2 separate regions of the Homo sapiens genome follow, and region 2 is linked to region 1. A link is a loop called in an ENCODE intact Hi-C map of the cell type or tissue named here. Cell type or tissue: CD4-positive, alpha-beta T cell. All regions are shown on one strand. Region 1 overlaps WIPI1 (WD repeat domain, phosphoinositide interacting 1). Region 2 has its middle 15 kb from the start of PRKAR1A.

Evidence for each region. Peaks named below come from ENCODE experiments on the same cell type or tissue, not always from the same donor. Only the 100,000 strongest peaks of a DNase experiment are listed, where the experiment ranks them.
Region 2: a loop joins it to region 1, with 5 times the contacts of the local background. A loop is called at or near these places in 2 of 110 quality-filtered maps.

What each region holds. Positions count from the first base shown.
Region 1 is chr17:68,439,478-68,447,477 of GRCh38, reverse strand. It overlaps WIPI1 (WD repeat domain, phosphoinositide interacting 1), which reads left to right. Exons shown (of 13, transcript NM_017983.7): 4 at 2,889-2,985. It also overlaps a transcript of ARSG not described here and a transcript of PRKAR1A not described here. Among named protein-coding and RNA genes, the nearest start is that of WIPI1, 14 kb to the left of the region's middle. In CD4-positive, alpha-beta T cell, no CTCF peak of the experiment used is centred here; no DNase peak of the experiment used is centred here; H3K27ac peaks cover 794 bases.
Region 2 is chr17:68,493,221-68,501,220 of GRCh38, reverse strand. It overlaps a transcript of PRKAR1A not described here. Among named protein-coding and RNA genes, the nearest start is that of PRKAR1A, 15 kb to the left of the region's middle. RefSeq lists a silencer at 2,491-2,674. In CD4-positive, alpha-beta T cell, no CTCF peak of the experiment used is centred here; a DNase peak (open chromatin) is centred at 3,030; H3K4me3 peaks cover 478 bases.

The DNA of each region.
Region 1 (8,000 bases):
CCCAAGAGTTGAAGGCTGCAGTGAGCTATGATCACGCTGCTGCATTCCAGCCTAGGTGACACAGCAAGACCCTGTCTCTATAAAAAATAAAAATTTAAAAATTTAAAAAAGAAGAACACTTAGGAATTGTCATATGTTTCATTTTTAGTTAATGTTATTTCTCTTGTATTGAACTGAGGAAATATATTTTATGGAATCAAGACAGCTGTATGATGTATTTAGATTTGCATACTTTTACAGTTCTTTTGCAGTCTCCTCCCAGGGGCCCTTGCTATCCAGATGGAGGCTGATTGGCTCGAAGCCTCTGAGGCCAAATCTGTGGTGTTCTAGGGCAGATGCTATAAATATTTTGTAATTGATAAAAGGAGTTATTGCTTATAAAACCTAGAAAAGTAGATGAAATTCAAAGCAACAGACAAGGAGCTGAGTTGAAGGCAAGACCATGGTTCTGCGGGGGCTGAAAACTGATAGTTAAAAAAGCAATCAGCAGCATCGTGCCCACCCCAGAAGCATGCTCTCACACGAACTAAGAGTGCATCCTCGTTCCCTCCCAGTGTTTTCTCTCTGTTTCCCTCTGCGTTTAGTCTTATCTGCAGCCAGCATGAGGGTGACCTGAAATTCAGCTGAGTGAGCCGCAGAGCAGATGGTGCCATCAGAGCTCTTGGGAAAAAAATGCAGATCAGATCAGATGGGCTAGATGTAGATGCTGTTTCTAGGAGAGGCATATGTCAAGGCCCCGCTATCCCAGGGATTGGGTGTGGGGCTGGGAGGGGACACAAGAGGATATCAGAAACCTCTGAACAGAAGGAAGCATAGAACCACGTAGTTCTAACCACGGCATGTGCTGGCAAAAGGCACAGTGATTGGATAAGTCAGAGAATATTTCACAGAGGAACACTCATATTTATCATCAATTTTGAGAACCTGTTAGAATTTTTTTAACCCTCAGTCCCCAGTCTCAGACCTACGACAGAGCCTTAGGTAAAACTGAGAAAGGGCTGGGCACAGTAGCTCATGCTTGTAATCCCAGCACTTTGGGAGGCCGAGGCAGGAGGAGCTCTTGAGCTCAGGAGGTAGACTAACCTGGACAACATAGTGAAACCCGGGTCTCTACAAAAAATACCAAAAAATTAGCCAGGCATGGTGGCGCACACCTGTAGTCCCTGCCACCCGAGAGGCTGGGGTGGGAAAATGGACTGAGCCCCAGAGGTTGAGGCTACAGTGATCTGTAATCCTGCCACTGCACTGCAGCCTGGGTGACAGAACGAGACCCTGTCTGAAAAAAAAAAAATTGAGAAATGTGTTTAAATTTTATTTTTCTGCTTGGTTAACACTGATGACCTTCATCATTCTGAGCCATGGATAGTCTTCCTTGGGGAATAGCAGGGCAGGCTTTTCCCAGGAGCAGAGCCTGCCTCTTTTGTGTGGTATTTTTTGGTACCTTCCCTTCTAGCTGATGTTCCCTGGAATAAAAGGAGCTGGCTGAGACCAGTGGTTCTTGAGCCTCAGTGTGCATCGCAATCACCTGGTATTCGTCTAAAAACTTCCCAAACCAGAATCTCCGGGGAGAGCCCAGGGCTTGCTCCTTGGGCAGCTCCTTGGGCATCCAGGTCTAAGAAACACTGGCCTGAGGGGAGCCAAGTCAGGCATGTGCAGGGGTGGTCGGCAGCTGCTCAGATGTGCGAGGAGCTGCCCAACCAGAAATGCCTTCCTGACACCTCCTCACCAGCACCGATGTCTGCCCTTGTACTGGGCTATGCGTTATATTCCTTTAAACACCCGATACATCAACCCTGTGGCCTGTTTTCACTTAGCTGAGAGCACAGCCATTGGGAAGAGGCTCTGAACCTGACAAGCTTTCATGTGGAGAGGAAGAGAAGGGTCTGGCAGCAGTGGGGAGAGCAAGCACCAGAGAGAGGAGCCCAGGAAGGAACAGTGGGGACGTGGGGCACTGGGGTGTTCAAATGGGGCCGAAGCCCTTCTCCTTTTCCCTTTGCCAGGGCTCAGACAGCGGCCCAAAAGCAGGCCTGGAGGAGAGTCTGAGTAGAAATAAGTTAGAGCTGGTAATTATTCAGAGAGGGGTAAAACCTAAGATTTGGTGATGGAGAGAAAGCAAAGAAACCCATTTTTATATAGGAGGGAGACCTGTGCTATAAACACTGAAAGGCAGCCTGTTAGATGGCAGTGGAAACTACAGAAGGCACATGAAATTGTCTTACATGGCACAGGGGGTCTGATCAGAAAGTGTTCAGAAGTCCTGTTGAACGCGGTGGCTCAGGCCTATCATCCCAGCACTTTGGGAGGCCGAGGCGGGCAGATCACCTGAGGTCGGGAGTTCGAGACCAGCCTGATCAACATGGTGAAACCCCGTCTCTACTAAAAATACAAAATTAGCCAGGTGTGGTGGTGCATGCATGTAATCCCAGCTACTCAGGAGGCTGATGCAGGAGAATTGTTTGAACCCTGGAGGCAGAGGTTGCAGTGAGCTGAGATTGCGCCACTGCACTCCAGTCTGGGTGACAGAGTGAGACTCCTTCTCAAAAAAAAAAAAAAAAAAAAAAAGTGTTCAGGATCCCTGTTCTAAGGAAAGAAGGAGAAGGAAGAGAGGGAGGGAGGAATGGAGGGAGGGAAGAAGGAAGGAGAGAAGTAAAAACAATCTTAATTTCTAATAAAATTTCTTAAGATCTTGCATTTTATGCTTGTGTTCAGGTGGATGATTACATGTGTATGTGTGTACATCCATAAACACAATCTTCAAAATGCATCATCAAAATTCTGCTTTAGGCTTAGAATCAAGTTAGGACTCATATGAAAGATGAATGATTTGGATTTGGTCAGGGTCTTTGTAAGGAACGGTTCGGTAGACTGATAAGTCTGTGTGATTACAGAGGCTGCTGGTTTGCCTAGAAGAGTCCATTTATATTCACAACATTAAAGACATGAAGCTGTTGAAGACCCTCCTGGATATTCCTGCAAACCCAACAGGTGAGCTCCAAAAATGGAACAAATGTCCCTGAAATTTCATGTCCTGGTGCTTCTTTCCCAAGCTTTATTTTCCTCCAAATTGCGAACGTGAAGCAGTGTTTGCTTTTTGAGTCTTAGTGAGGTTTATCTCGAAGCTTTGTCTTAATGGCGGCAGATTCAAATTATGTCAGGCTGTGTGTCCTGCAGGGGGGCTGTGTGCCCTTCATTGCAGTCCAAGAATAACAACACCCTTTGTCTGGGACCCATATCAGCAAATGTGTCAAGGCACGTAAGGTAGACATGTAAAAGATTTCAAGCATCTGCTGTTGAAAAGTGTTTACCCCTAATTGTTTTTTGTGGTTCGTTCAGTACAGAGTAGGCGTGATAATTAGAAGCAGGTTTCAACTTGGCGTGTCTGCATGGCCAGCAAAAAGACAATCTGAACCATAAAGAATATGTTTTATTACATGACAAAGAAATCTCTCTACTTCGACGATATGCTAGGATATTAAACCTTACTGAATTCTCGGGATTTAACACTATTTAATACATTCCTGGTGTATAAGAAGAGGAATGGTTTGGATTTGTTATATTGAAATAGCAGATGACATTATATGAATTCATCAAGCTAGGAGTAAACAAGAAAGAATTCCTTCATTGTGTGGTGGGGTGAGGAGTCAGCACACTGGAACAACTTGTACATTTAATGACTCCAGATTAATATTTGCAGATTATATTTCAGTTTGGTATCATTGAACAACTGCTTCTATTATATTTCAGTTTAGTATCATTGAACAACTGCTTCTATTTGCTGTTTCTGAGTTATTTGGCTTTCACTGAATTTCAAGATCTATCTGGGTGCCATCCAAGTCACCTAGACTTTTTGAACCTTGGTTCCCTTATGAATAATACCCATCTCCCAGGGTTGGCTGAGAATTAAACAAGGTAATGTTTGTGAAAGTGACCAGCACAGGAACTGCCATGCATGAAATACTTCTGATGCCTTCTCTTCATTCCAATTCTATAAATGGCCCTTGGCTGTTGATTTCAGTGCTTTCACATTTCAGCTATGGCAAAAGGATATTTTAAAAGAACAAAGCTAGCCGGGTGCGGTGGCTCACACCTATAATCGCAGCACATTGGGAGGCCGAGGCGGGTGGATCACCTGAGGTTAGGAGTTCAAGACCAGCCTGACCAACATGAAGAAACCCTGTCTCTACCAAAAAAATACAAAAATTAGCTGAGCATGGTGGCGAGTGCCTGTAATCCCAGCTACTTGGGAGGTTGAGACAGGAAAATTACTTGAACCCAGGAGGCGGAGGCTTCAGTGAGCTGAGATCGCACCACTGCACTCCAGCCTGGGCAACAGATCGAGACTCTGTCTCAAAAAACAATGAATAAATTAAAAATAAATAAATAAATAAAAGAACAAAGCCATTGAGGCTGTTAGGGAGTTCTGTGAGATAATGACTTTGAAGCACATTTTCTGAAATGGAAGACGGTACGTGAAGAAGCTGTGGGTGGTAAGTTTTTCCCTTAGAAATGAGAGGCTGAAATCATCTGGACAAGTATCTATTGCAGACATTCTTTGTGCTTGGCACCATAGTAGGCACCATTAGGCAACCTCATACCAGGAGCCCAAAATCTAGTTGTCACGAGTTCCCTTCAACAGTCTGTCTGAGGTGGTCTGAGACAGGTGCGCCAGCAGCCTTTGGCAGGGGTGGAACCATGTTTAACTCTGGGGTGCGGACACAGTTGAAGGGAGCATGTGCTCTTCTGATCAGGAATGAGAGGCCCCTGAATCTGCATAGAGCTTGAGGCTGGCAGGGCCTGAGCTGGGCCTTCAGGGATTTGGGGAGGGACATCGGGCATGCAGAAAGCTAGAAGCTGCCTGTGGCTCTCAGTTTCTCTGAAGAGAGGGGAGTGGACAGTAAATGCCACTTACTCCTCACACCTGTTGCACACTTGACCCCCAGAGGACAGGGTTGCTTCAGGACTGAGCACCCTCCCTTGCAAACAGATGTTTCTCCTTTTTTTTTTTTTTTTTTTGAGACACAGTCTCACTCTGTTGCCCAGGCTGGAGTGAGGTGGTGCAATCTCAGCTCACTGCAACCTTCGCCTCCCGGATTCAAGTGATTCTCATTCCTCAGCCTCCTGAGTAGCTGGGACTACAGGTGCCTACCACCACACCCAGCTAATTTTTTGTATTTTTAGTAGAGATAGGATTTCACCATGTTGGCCAGGCTGGTCTTGAACTCCTGTCCTCAAGTGATCCGCCCGCCTTGGCCTCCCAAAGTGCTGGAATTATAGGCATGAGTCAGCATACTTAGCCACCATTTACTCTTATTTTTTAGCAAATATAGTTGTTTTTCTGTAGTTCAGAAAACTCACTGGTTGCCTTACTTTCTGCAGCTTAAACAGAGAGAAAATAAGGTTTAAAAGTGCAGGGCTATTTGTGTTCCCTGTTAGAGACAGTGTATATTGTTTGTAAAGGGAATCGATTTTATCTCAAGAAAAATGAGAAACAATAGCAGAGACTTCCTCTGTCTCAGATAAAAGAATGCCTCCTTATGAAAGGATCCAGGGATAGGTTGAGTATTTCTTCTGAAAGACCAGGAGCAAACTGTGTCTTTTTAGACCTCTGATGTTCTTTGGAGATATAGCCCAAGGTGTTTTAAATGCTCACGTTTATAATTATCACCTCAACTTCTCCTGAGCTCCCTTTCTACTGCAGTAAAATGGAGATGATCATTTTTAGCCCCCAGAGTTGCCACGGAGAGCGTTACCTGAGGTTGTGGCCTGGGTGGGCAAAGGTGGGTCCGCCCTGTCCATGCGGGCAGTCAGACTCACTCCGCAGCCCTCTCTGTCCCATAGGACAGCCTTGCACAGGTCAGAGCTGCGCTTCAGTGACATGACCAGGTCCTCACTCGGGAACCTTCAGAGGACTCCGCCCTGCCAATTATACATTCCCCAGAGGCCAGGAGTCGCCTTATCTGTTCTCATCCTCTAGTTTATTTTCTGAACAAAGAAATAAGATGGAAACTGTGACTGTTGATTTTATAAATCCTTGCTGGGTACAGAAGGAAGACACAATCACTCGTCTAATTGTCTTCAGCACACAAATCCTGAATGCATTTTGACTTCATAAACTACAAGTAAATTAGCTATACAGAGTTCGCCTGTTGCCTCACACTTGGTATCTAACGCAGCTGTAAATTTCCTTCTTTCTGTCTGTTTGTGTCATGCCCGTTCCTGTTGTGTCAGAGATTGCAGGCTGTTTCCTTTAAAGAGCTTGGCCAGACAGGGGCTCGAAGTTAATTTCCTGCTAGCACAGCAGTCTGCTCTGAGCAGTCAAGGGTGGAAATCTCCATGAAAGTCCTGCCAACTGCAGACCTCCCAGTATGGAGGAGGTGGTCACAGAGCTGACCACCTTTTATGGGATATTGAGGGAGCGTTCCATACCACACAGCAATGCAGATCATTGAACAGTTCATGGTTTCTTCCCCAGCAAGACCTCTTTCTTGTTTGAAAATGCTAATAAAAGTGGTATAAATGCTTCCCTTTTGTAGGAGCATAGGGCATTTGCTGTACAAAGAAGATGTCTTTCTATTTTTGAAAATCGGAAAGCGTAACCTGAGACATTAATCAACTCAGAGGGAACTGCATTTTATAAATCACTGTTAACTTACCTAAAGTTTGACATGCAATACTTTAAATACCAAGATGAGAATCATTTAGAATCATGGGACTTCCTTTGAATTCCACTGATGATGCCATTGGTTCTTGAGTTGAGAGCAGGCACTTCTTTTCCAGCTGTAGAAGAATTACAGCCAAACAATTACAGTGGAATTATAGCTGCCAGTGACTTATGAAAATATGTGTCAAGCTATAACACATCCAAAAGCCCCATCAGAACCTCATTCCTAGGTAGAAAAAAGACTGGAAGAAAATATGCTCAGATGTTCAGAACAGTGAAAAGCCTCTGGGTTTTAGAATTGTGGGTGATTTTTTTTCTCCTTATATTTTCTAGGCTTTGCAAATGTTCTACACCATCACTTTTATATTATACAATAATATTTTTAAAGCCCATATCCTTCCTTAAAAAGGCTTTGTGTAACACCTGTAACAGAAAGAGGAGACTGGCAGAATGGCAATAGCCAAGCTAAGGAAAACTCTTCTTGCTTGCCTTGGGTGGTTCCCAAGATACGAAGATACATTCGTGTGGCTCGTTGGATTTTTCTGACACTTGGGCCATAGGGAAGTCACAGTAGGCTTTTCTGGGGACCTTCATTAAGTCTGTAAGGGTAGGAAGGCAGGATTCCTTGTCTAAATTCAGATGGATTGGTAGAGGTGCGAGCCTGGAGGCAAAACTGTCAAATAAGTGGTATGTGTCAGAGTATGCCTGCCCTCACTCTTATCCTTTGTCCCTTTCTTGTTAGCATCTAGTGTCAACCAGTTCTATAATAGGTATTGCAGAAAGTTCAATATTAGCTTAGAAAGTTTAAACGTTTCTTCCCTTCTGGGAATATTTATGTTTTAACATAAGACTCTGAAGCACAGCTGGAGGTATGCGTCCAAGGCTTCTGCTCCAAGACTGCTTAGCTCTCTCTGCCACAAAGACACGCCCAGTATTTTCAGAGGGAAGAAGTAAGAAACGAAGGCTTGGCATCTTGAAGTGTTAAATCTGGAAAGACCTCTATATCACGGTAGCCTTCATTTCACAGACAGGAAACAGGCCTGAAAGAGCAGCAAATAACTCGGCCAGAGTTTCACAGTACATAGCAGACCTCAGTCTTGAACTCATGTCCTCAGCCTATCTCTAACCAGATAAATATTCCTGAAACATGCCTTAAAATAAAATTTGAAAATCTTTTTTGAGATAAAATTCACATCCTATACAATTCACCCGTTTAAAATGCATGGTTCAATAGCTTTTGGTATATTCACGGAATTGTGTAACCATCACCACAATTAATTTTAGAGCATTTTCATCGCCCCAAACCTTGTACCTCTAAGCCATCACTCCCTATGCCCCC
Region 2 (8,000 bases), 54 kb before region 1:
GTGTTCTGAGAAGCAGACAGATGCTGCAGAGAGTCAGAGTGAGAAATGAAGAGTCAGGGCAATTCACAGCTCAGGCAGGATACTGGAAACCAAGATGACACTTCTGATCCACCGTCAAGGAGGAGTATGCTCCGAGCTCTCTCCACATGGACTTATGTGCATTGACCAACCAGTAAGAGATGAGAGAATAAATAAACAGGAAGCTGTCATGCTGTTAAATGTTCCTTTGGAACTTGTATCAAAAGGCACAGGGAAAATATACAGAATGTGAAAACTGCGTTGTTTCCATTAACTGCTTTTCTACTCACATCTCAGGGAACAAATCCTCAATAGTGTCCTTACCTGAGCACTTTCACGGTGTGTATATTTGTCCATTTTCATGCTGCTGATAAAGTTATACCTGAGGCCGGGCGCCGTGGCTCATGCCTGTAATCTCAGCACTTTGGGAGGCCAAGGAGGGTGGATAAGCTGAGGTCAGGAGTTCAAGACCAGCCTAACCAACATGGTAAAACCCCATCTCTACTAAAAATAGAAAAAAAATTAGCCGGGCGTGGTGGTGGGCACCTGTAATCCCAGCTACTCAGGAGGCTGAGGCAGGAGAATCACTTGAACCCAGGTGGTGTACGTTGCAGTGAGCCAAAATCGCGCCATTGCACTCCAGCCTGGGCAACAAGAGCAAAATAACTCCATCTCAAAAAAAAAAAAAAAATACTCGAGACTGGGTGATTTACAAAGGAAGAGAAGTTTAATGGACTCACAGTTCCATGTGGCTGGGAGGCCTCACAATCATGGCGGAAGGCAAAAGGCATGTCTTACATGGAGGCAGACAAGAGAGAAAATGAGAACAAAGTGAAAGGGGTTTCCCCTTATAAAACCATCAGATCTCGTGAGACTTATTCACTACCTCAAGAATAGTATGGGGGAACCGCCCCCATGATTCAATTATCTCCCACCTGGTCCCTCCCACACACGTGGGAATTATGGGAGCTACAATTCAAGATGAGATTTGGGTGGGGACACAGCCAAACCATATCAGTGTGATTTTGAGAACTGTTTCCAATTGGTACAGCCCTCAAGCCTTGTTCTCAAACCTTCTCAGAAGTCTGTGAGTCATCCAGTATATAATCAATAAATTCTGATTCTACTTAGATCACCTAGGTTATGTTTCTTTGTTTGCAAATAAGAACTCTGGCTGATATATGTCCCATATCCTGTCCTGGGTATAAAAATCTCTAGGTTCCTGTTTGGATGATTAGGAAGTGACCTGTTAGTTAATGTATGGTCTTCATGTCATCCAAGAAGGGAAGGCCATGAAAGAGTGACTGTGGTCAGTTAGTCAAAAGTCGTAACTGCATGGCGAGCCTGGGCTGGCTGGCCATACTTTGACCAACGCTGATTCACCTACACCACTGGCTGGGGTGGCAGCCCACAGCAAAGAGCTGTGATCAGTGGCCACCACTTACAACTCATTACTCTATAGCACGGTGGCAATCTTAACTCTAGAGGACCAACACAAGCAATTCTCCTCTGTATACTGAAGAAAATTGTAGTAGAAATTCCAACACCTATTCTGAGAAACCCAACGTGCATTTTCCACCTTGAAATAAACATTTTACATGCAATGGTCTTAATAATGGTCATTAGTGAGCTGTAGTAAGCAACCCTGATGGATAGCCCATCTGGTCGGAAGCCTGGCTTGCTGTCCCAGCCCTGCCTGCTCCTAGATTTGGATTCTGGAATGCAAATCAGCACCCAATTTCTGAATATTTTCTCATCCCTTGTTGCTGAGTTTGTCTTGCTTACTTATATCCCTCCTCTCTCTCTCTCTCTCTCTCTCTCTCTCTCTCTCTCTTTTCCTCCCTTCTACTTCCATGACATCCCTGCTCTCTGATATAAGAAGAATGAGGAAGAATAGGTTAAGAGGGAGAAGGAACACTTTCCAGCAGAGGAAATGTGCAGAACACCCAAAGATGAGCAAATTCAGGCTGGAGGACATTTAGGAAACTACAAGTAATTCCACTGGATGTGAAGCCAGAAACTGTGTGAAGGGCATTGGCAAGAGGTGAGTCTGAAGAGCTCATGACAGTGACAATAACACATGGAGAGATCTTCTGTGCCTGGAACCGTTGTGAGGTTTCACATAGATTCCCACACCCTACCCTCACAGCACCTTTTGAGGTACGTACTATTGTTGTTCCTATTTTACAGATAAGGAAACTCCGGCATACAGAAGTTACACAACTTGCCCAAGTCATGTAGTGAGGAAGAGGCAGAGCTGGGGTGTGAACGAGGACCCTAAGCAAAGCTACTGAACTTGGACTTCCACCTGAGAGCTACAGAAGACCTTTAAAGAGGAGAGGGATCTGATTGGCCTGTACTTTAGAGAGATTGTAGGATGCCAGTGTGTCCCCTGATGCCAATAACAAGACTGAAACTGAGGATGTTTGGGAGTTAACACTCGAAGAAGATGTCAACAGACATCAGAGCCAGCACAGGAAGCAAGCGGGCAGTGGCGTGGGATGGAACTAGGGCCAATTGCCAGGTTTCCAAGAACTGAGTGGGGAGCTGCCAGGATTGCAGCCAAGGCTGCAGGAGATAAGGGCATGGGGATGGCACCTAACTGGCTCAGGCTATTTCTCAAAGGCAGGAGCACCCACCAGCTTCCTTGACCCTGACTGTACCCAGTGCCTGACACCAACTTATCTTTTCCAATTTATCTCCCTGGGTTCACATCCTCCCACAACCAGAACCTATTCTGTCATTTATACCCACACGTATTCACAAAACGACCCAGGGGCATTGCAAGAAATAAATACGTAATGAAATGATGTTAAAATATGGATAAAAACAAATATTAAGACCAGAGAAAACACTCATCAGAGCAGAAATTGAGCTTTTGGGGAGGAAAGGAGAAGAAACTCAAATATTCAAGCTGTGTGGTTCCTTGCTCTTGCTCAAGTTAAGCTCAAGTTTGAAGCTAAACTTCCAGTCAAAGTGAAAACGAAGGCAAGGTCATTTACATGGTCGTTACGGAGAGAAAAGAGGAAGTGCACCAGCTGCCAAGAAAACTTGTGGCCCTTTGCTAGCAAAGGTGTGGCATGAATTTTCAAAGTGGACTGCTTTCCAATCCCTTAACCCCCCCTTTACTTCCCCCATCACACCTGTGTTTAGGTGGTTGCATCCATCTAGCTTACAAGCATGTAAGTGTCAATCAAAATCCTGCCCAAATTTTAGAGCCCATCTTAAGTAGTTTGGCACCCATGAAGAAGGTGTCTTTTCCCTCCCTGGTCAGAAGTTTTTCCCCTTAATTATTTCTCTGCCTTGTTGTTGCTTCTTTCATAGCACTCATTATATTCTCTCACATGTTACAATTCAATGTCTATGTGTCTTGTCTTTCGTGAGGCAGCATAGCCTAATGGTTAGAGCAACAGCTCAGGAGTCAACCTCCCTGGGTTCTAGCTTGCCCCTCTCTGGCTGTGTAACCTTGGGCAACATACTTGATCCATCTAAGCTTCAGTTTTTTTTCATCTGTAAAATGAGAATCATAAGAGCATCATCCTTGTTCTCTTAGCACGGCACTTGGCACATGGTAAATTATCACATTTTTATCAGCATCTTCATAATTATCATCTCATCTCCTAGGGCTGTCAGTACAGTAGCCACTAGCCACAGGGAGCTCTTCAAATCTAAATTAATTATAATCAAATAAAGCTTAAAAGTCTTTTCCTTAGGGGTACTAGCCTCATTTCAAGTGCCAGCTGTAGCTAGTGACTACCATATTGGACAGCCCAGATACAGCATATTCCCACAATCACAGAAAGTTCTAAAGTTCCCTCTAGAACGGGGACTAGCAATTTTTTTTCTGTCAACGGTCAAATAGGTAATTATTTTAGACTTTGTGGCCATAAGGTCTTTGTTGCAACCACTCACCTTCACCACTATAGTGTGAAAGCAGCATAGACAACAAATAAATGAATGGGCATGGCTGTGTTCCAATAAAAGTTGACTTATGGACACTTTAAAGTAAATTTCATCTAATTTTTATGTCACAAAATATCATTCTCCATTCGAGCTTGTTTAGCCACTGAAAAATATACAGCCAGGCACAGTGGCTCACGCCTGTAATCCCAGAAATTTGGGAGGCCTGGGCAGGCAGATCACTTGAGCTCAGGAGTTCGAGACCAGCCTGAGCAGCATGGCAAAACCCTGTCTCCACAAAAAATACAAAAATGGGCCAGACATGGTGGTGTGTGCCTATAGTCCCAGCTATTTGTGGGGCTGAGGCAGGAGGATCACTTGGGCCCAGGAGGTCAAGTGCAGTAAGCTGTGTTTGCACCACTGCACTCTAGCCTGGGTGACAAAGTGAGACCCTGTCTCAAAAAAAAAAAAAAAAAAAAAAAAAGTAAAAACTAAGCTTAAGAGCTGTACAAAAACAGGTGATAGATCCAAATTTGTTGACCCCTTCTTTTAGAATATAAACTCCATTTGAACAAATATCATGTCTTCCTCATATACTACATAGCAGACTTCTGTTCTACATTCGAGGAGAGTGATACATAGTTCACAGCCTTTTTACCATAGGAGCTCACAGACTGCAGTCAGCCAAATGATGACCCCTGCAAGAACGTCCACGTCCTACTGCCCAAAAACATGTTGAAGTGTTACAGTACATGGCAAATGGGAATTAATATTGTAGATGAATTTAAGGTTACTAATCAGATGATCTTAAAATACAGAGATTGTCCTGGATTATCTGGACGTGGCCGGTGTAATCACAAGGGTCCTTCCATGTGGAAGAGGAAGATAGAAAGCTAGTATCAGAGTGATGCAGCATTAGGAAGACTCATCTGGCCATTGCTGGCTTTGAAAATGCAGAGAGGGCCGGGCGCAGTGGCTCATGCCTGTAATCCCAGCACTTTGGGAGGCCAAGGGAGGTGGATCATTTGAGGTCAGGAGTTCAAGACCAGCCTGGCCAACATGATGAAAACACATCTGTACAAAAAATACAAAAATTAGCCAGGCGTGGTGGTACACGCCTGTAATTCCAGCTACCCAGGAGTCTGAGGCAGGAGAATTGCTTGACCCCGGGAGGCGGAGGTTGCAGTGAGCCGAGATAGCGCCACTGCACTCCAGCCTGGGTGACAGAGTGAGACTCCATCAGAAAGAAAGGAGAGGAGAGGAGAGGAGGGGAGAGGAGGGGAGCGCAGGGGAGGGGAGGGGAGGAGAGGAGAGGAGAGGAGAGGAGAGAGGAGAGGAGAGAGGAGAGGAAAGGAAAGGAAAGGAAAGGAAACGCAGAGAGGGACCAGGAGCCAAGAAATGTGGCCTGCCTCTAGAAGCTATAAAAGGCAAGAAAACAGATTCTCCCCCAGAGCCTTCAGAAAAGGATGCAGCCCTGCCAACATCTTGCTTTCAGCCTATTGAGACCCATTTAGGATTTCTAAGGTTCAGAATTCCAGATAATAAATTTGTATGGTTTTAAGGCACTAAGTTTTCTGTAATTTGTTATAGCATCAAAAGAAACTAATACACAGATAAGTAGAAGAAATAGACATGAGAACAAATGTGCTACAATGTATGTGATGAGTAAATGAGTATAATAAGAGAAGCACGTGCAATACAAACATTAGCACAGAGAAGATATAGAACCCTGTATGGGAAGAAGTAAGTCTTTCCAGAAGCACCATCAGAGGTAAATTTTGAAAGCTCAACAAGAATTTACCAGGGAGATGGAGGAGCTGGTGGTGTGATAGACAGGTGAGGACAGAGGAATGGAGTAAGGATGGGAACGTCAGTCCAGGCAAATGGAATAAATAAGAAAAGGAGGCTGGTATAGACAATGGCACCAAGGTAAAGACTATAGTTGGTTCAGGAACCTAGAAGAAGCCTGGGGCCAGGTATGATGGCTTTCACCTGTAACCCCAGCACTTTGGGAGGCCAAGGTGGGAGGATCACTTGAGGCCAGGAGTTTGAAACCAGCCTGGAAAATATAGTGAGACCCCATTTCTACAAAAGAAACTTTTAAAAAAATTAGCAGGGCATGGTGGCACACATCTGTAGTCTTAGCTACTCGGGAGGCTGAAGCGGGAGGACCTCTTGGGCTCAGGAGTTCAAGGCTAAAATATTCTACACTCGAGTCTGGGAAACAGAGCAAGACCCAGTCTCAAAAAAAAGAGCCTGAGATATAAAGAAGAGTACAGTAGGAAGGGAAGGTAGACAGAGGCCAGATCTAGGAGGATCTTAGCCCTGCTAAGAAGACTTTCTTTGTTTAATAGAATTCCAATTATCTACGGCTATCTAACAAGTTAACATAAGGCTTAAAACAATAATTATATCTCATTTGTGGAGCAGGACATTTGGCAGGCCCAGCTAGGGGGATTCTTCTGTTCCATGTGGTGTCGACTGAGGTCAGGGGTGGCATTCACCTGGAGGATGGGCTGGTCTGAAGGATACCAAGTGGCTTCTGCTTGGTGGGGAGGATTGATATACCAGGCCCAGCTGAGACCGTTTGCCGGGCACTTACATTACAGAAGTCTCAGGGTATCCAACTTTTCCACAGTGGTCAGGGCTACCAGACAGAATGTTCCATGAGAGGCAGGCAAAAGCTGCATGGCTTTTTATAACTTACCCTTGAAGTCCCAGCACAGCACTCCTGCTATTTTATTTTATTTTATTTATTTTTTGAGACAAAGTCTCCCTCTATCTCCCAGGCTGGAGTACAGTAGTGCCATCTTGCTCATTGCAACCTCTAACTCCTGGGTTCAAGCGATTCTCATGCCTCAGCCTCCCAAGTAGCGGGAATTACAGGCTCCCACCACCATGCCTGGCTAATTTTTGTATTTTTGTAGTAGAGATGAGGTTTCTCTATGCTGGCCAGGCTGGTCTCGAACTCCTGACCTGAAATGATCCACCCACCTCAGCCTCCCAAAGTGCTGGGATTACAGGCATGAGCCACCACACTCGGCCCATATTTTCTTACTCAAACAAATTACTTAGGCCAGCCTAGATTCAAGGGGAAGGGAATTAAACCCAGTCCGTCAACGGAAAGAGTGTTAAAGCTCTTTGGCTGTCTTTAATGTGCCGCAACTAGAACAGGGAGCCAGTAAATGGCATTTTTGATTATATATTTTTAAACATTTTCAATATAGAAAAATACAAAAAAGAAAATTAAAATCATCCATAATCCTCCCACCTAGAAACTATTCACAACGTTGTGAAGAATTTTCTTTCAAAATTTTTGATGGACGATGTTGCCACATTCTCCATTTATCTTCATGCTTTTCCACTCAAGGGCTTTAAGTAGGAAATAGATACTATTAAATTTGCGTGTTGGGCCAGGTGCCGTGGCTCACACCTGTAATCCCAGCACTTTGGGAGGCCAAGGCAGGCAGATCATGAGGTCAGGAGTTCAAGACCAGCCTGGCCAACATGGCGAAACCGCATCTCTACTAAAAATACAAAAATTACCTGGGCATGGTGGCACGCACCTGTAATCCCAGCTTCTTGGGAGGCTGAAGCAGGAGAATCGCTTGAACCCAGGAGGCGGAGGTTGCAGTGAGCCGAGATCACGCCACTGCACTCCAGCCTGGGTAACAGAGCAAGACTCTGTCTCAAAAAAAAAAAAAAATTGCAAGTTGAAAAATATCTTTGGCATCAGTGCAAAGAATAGTTTGGCAAGGAGACAAAGTGGGAAGCGATTGCTACAGCGCCGGGAGTGGCCACTCCGAGGCTTGGCTGCAAAAAAGTAAGAACACGTGCGGGGGGAATCAGCTATTCCATGAGCTTCTCCCTATTTAATTTTTTTATATGGACAACTTAACTTTTAAAAAATATTACACAGCACTTGCCTTTCAAGTTGCCTGCTTGGCCCTCTTCCAAGTGTATTTTCCTTCCTTTTGTTCCTGCTCTAAAGCTTTCTTTTCCCTTCAACTTTTAAGTTCAGGGGTACATGGGCAGGATGTGTAGGTTTGTTCCATAGGTAAACGTGTGCCATGGTGGTTTGC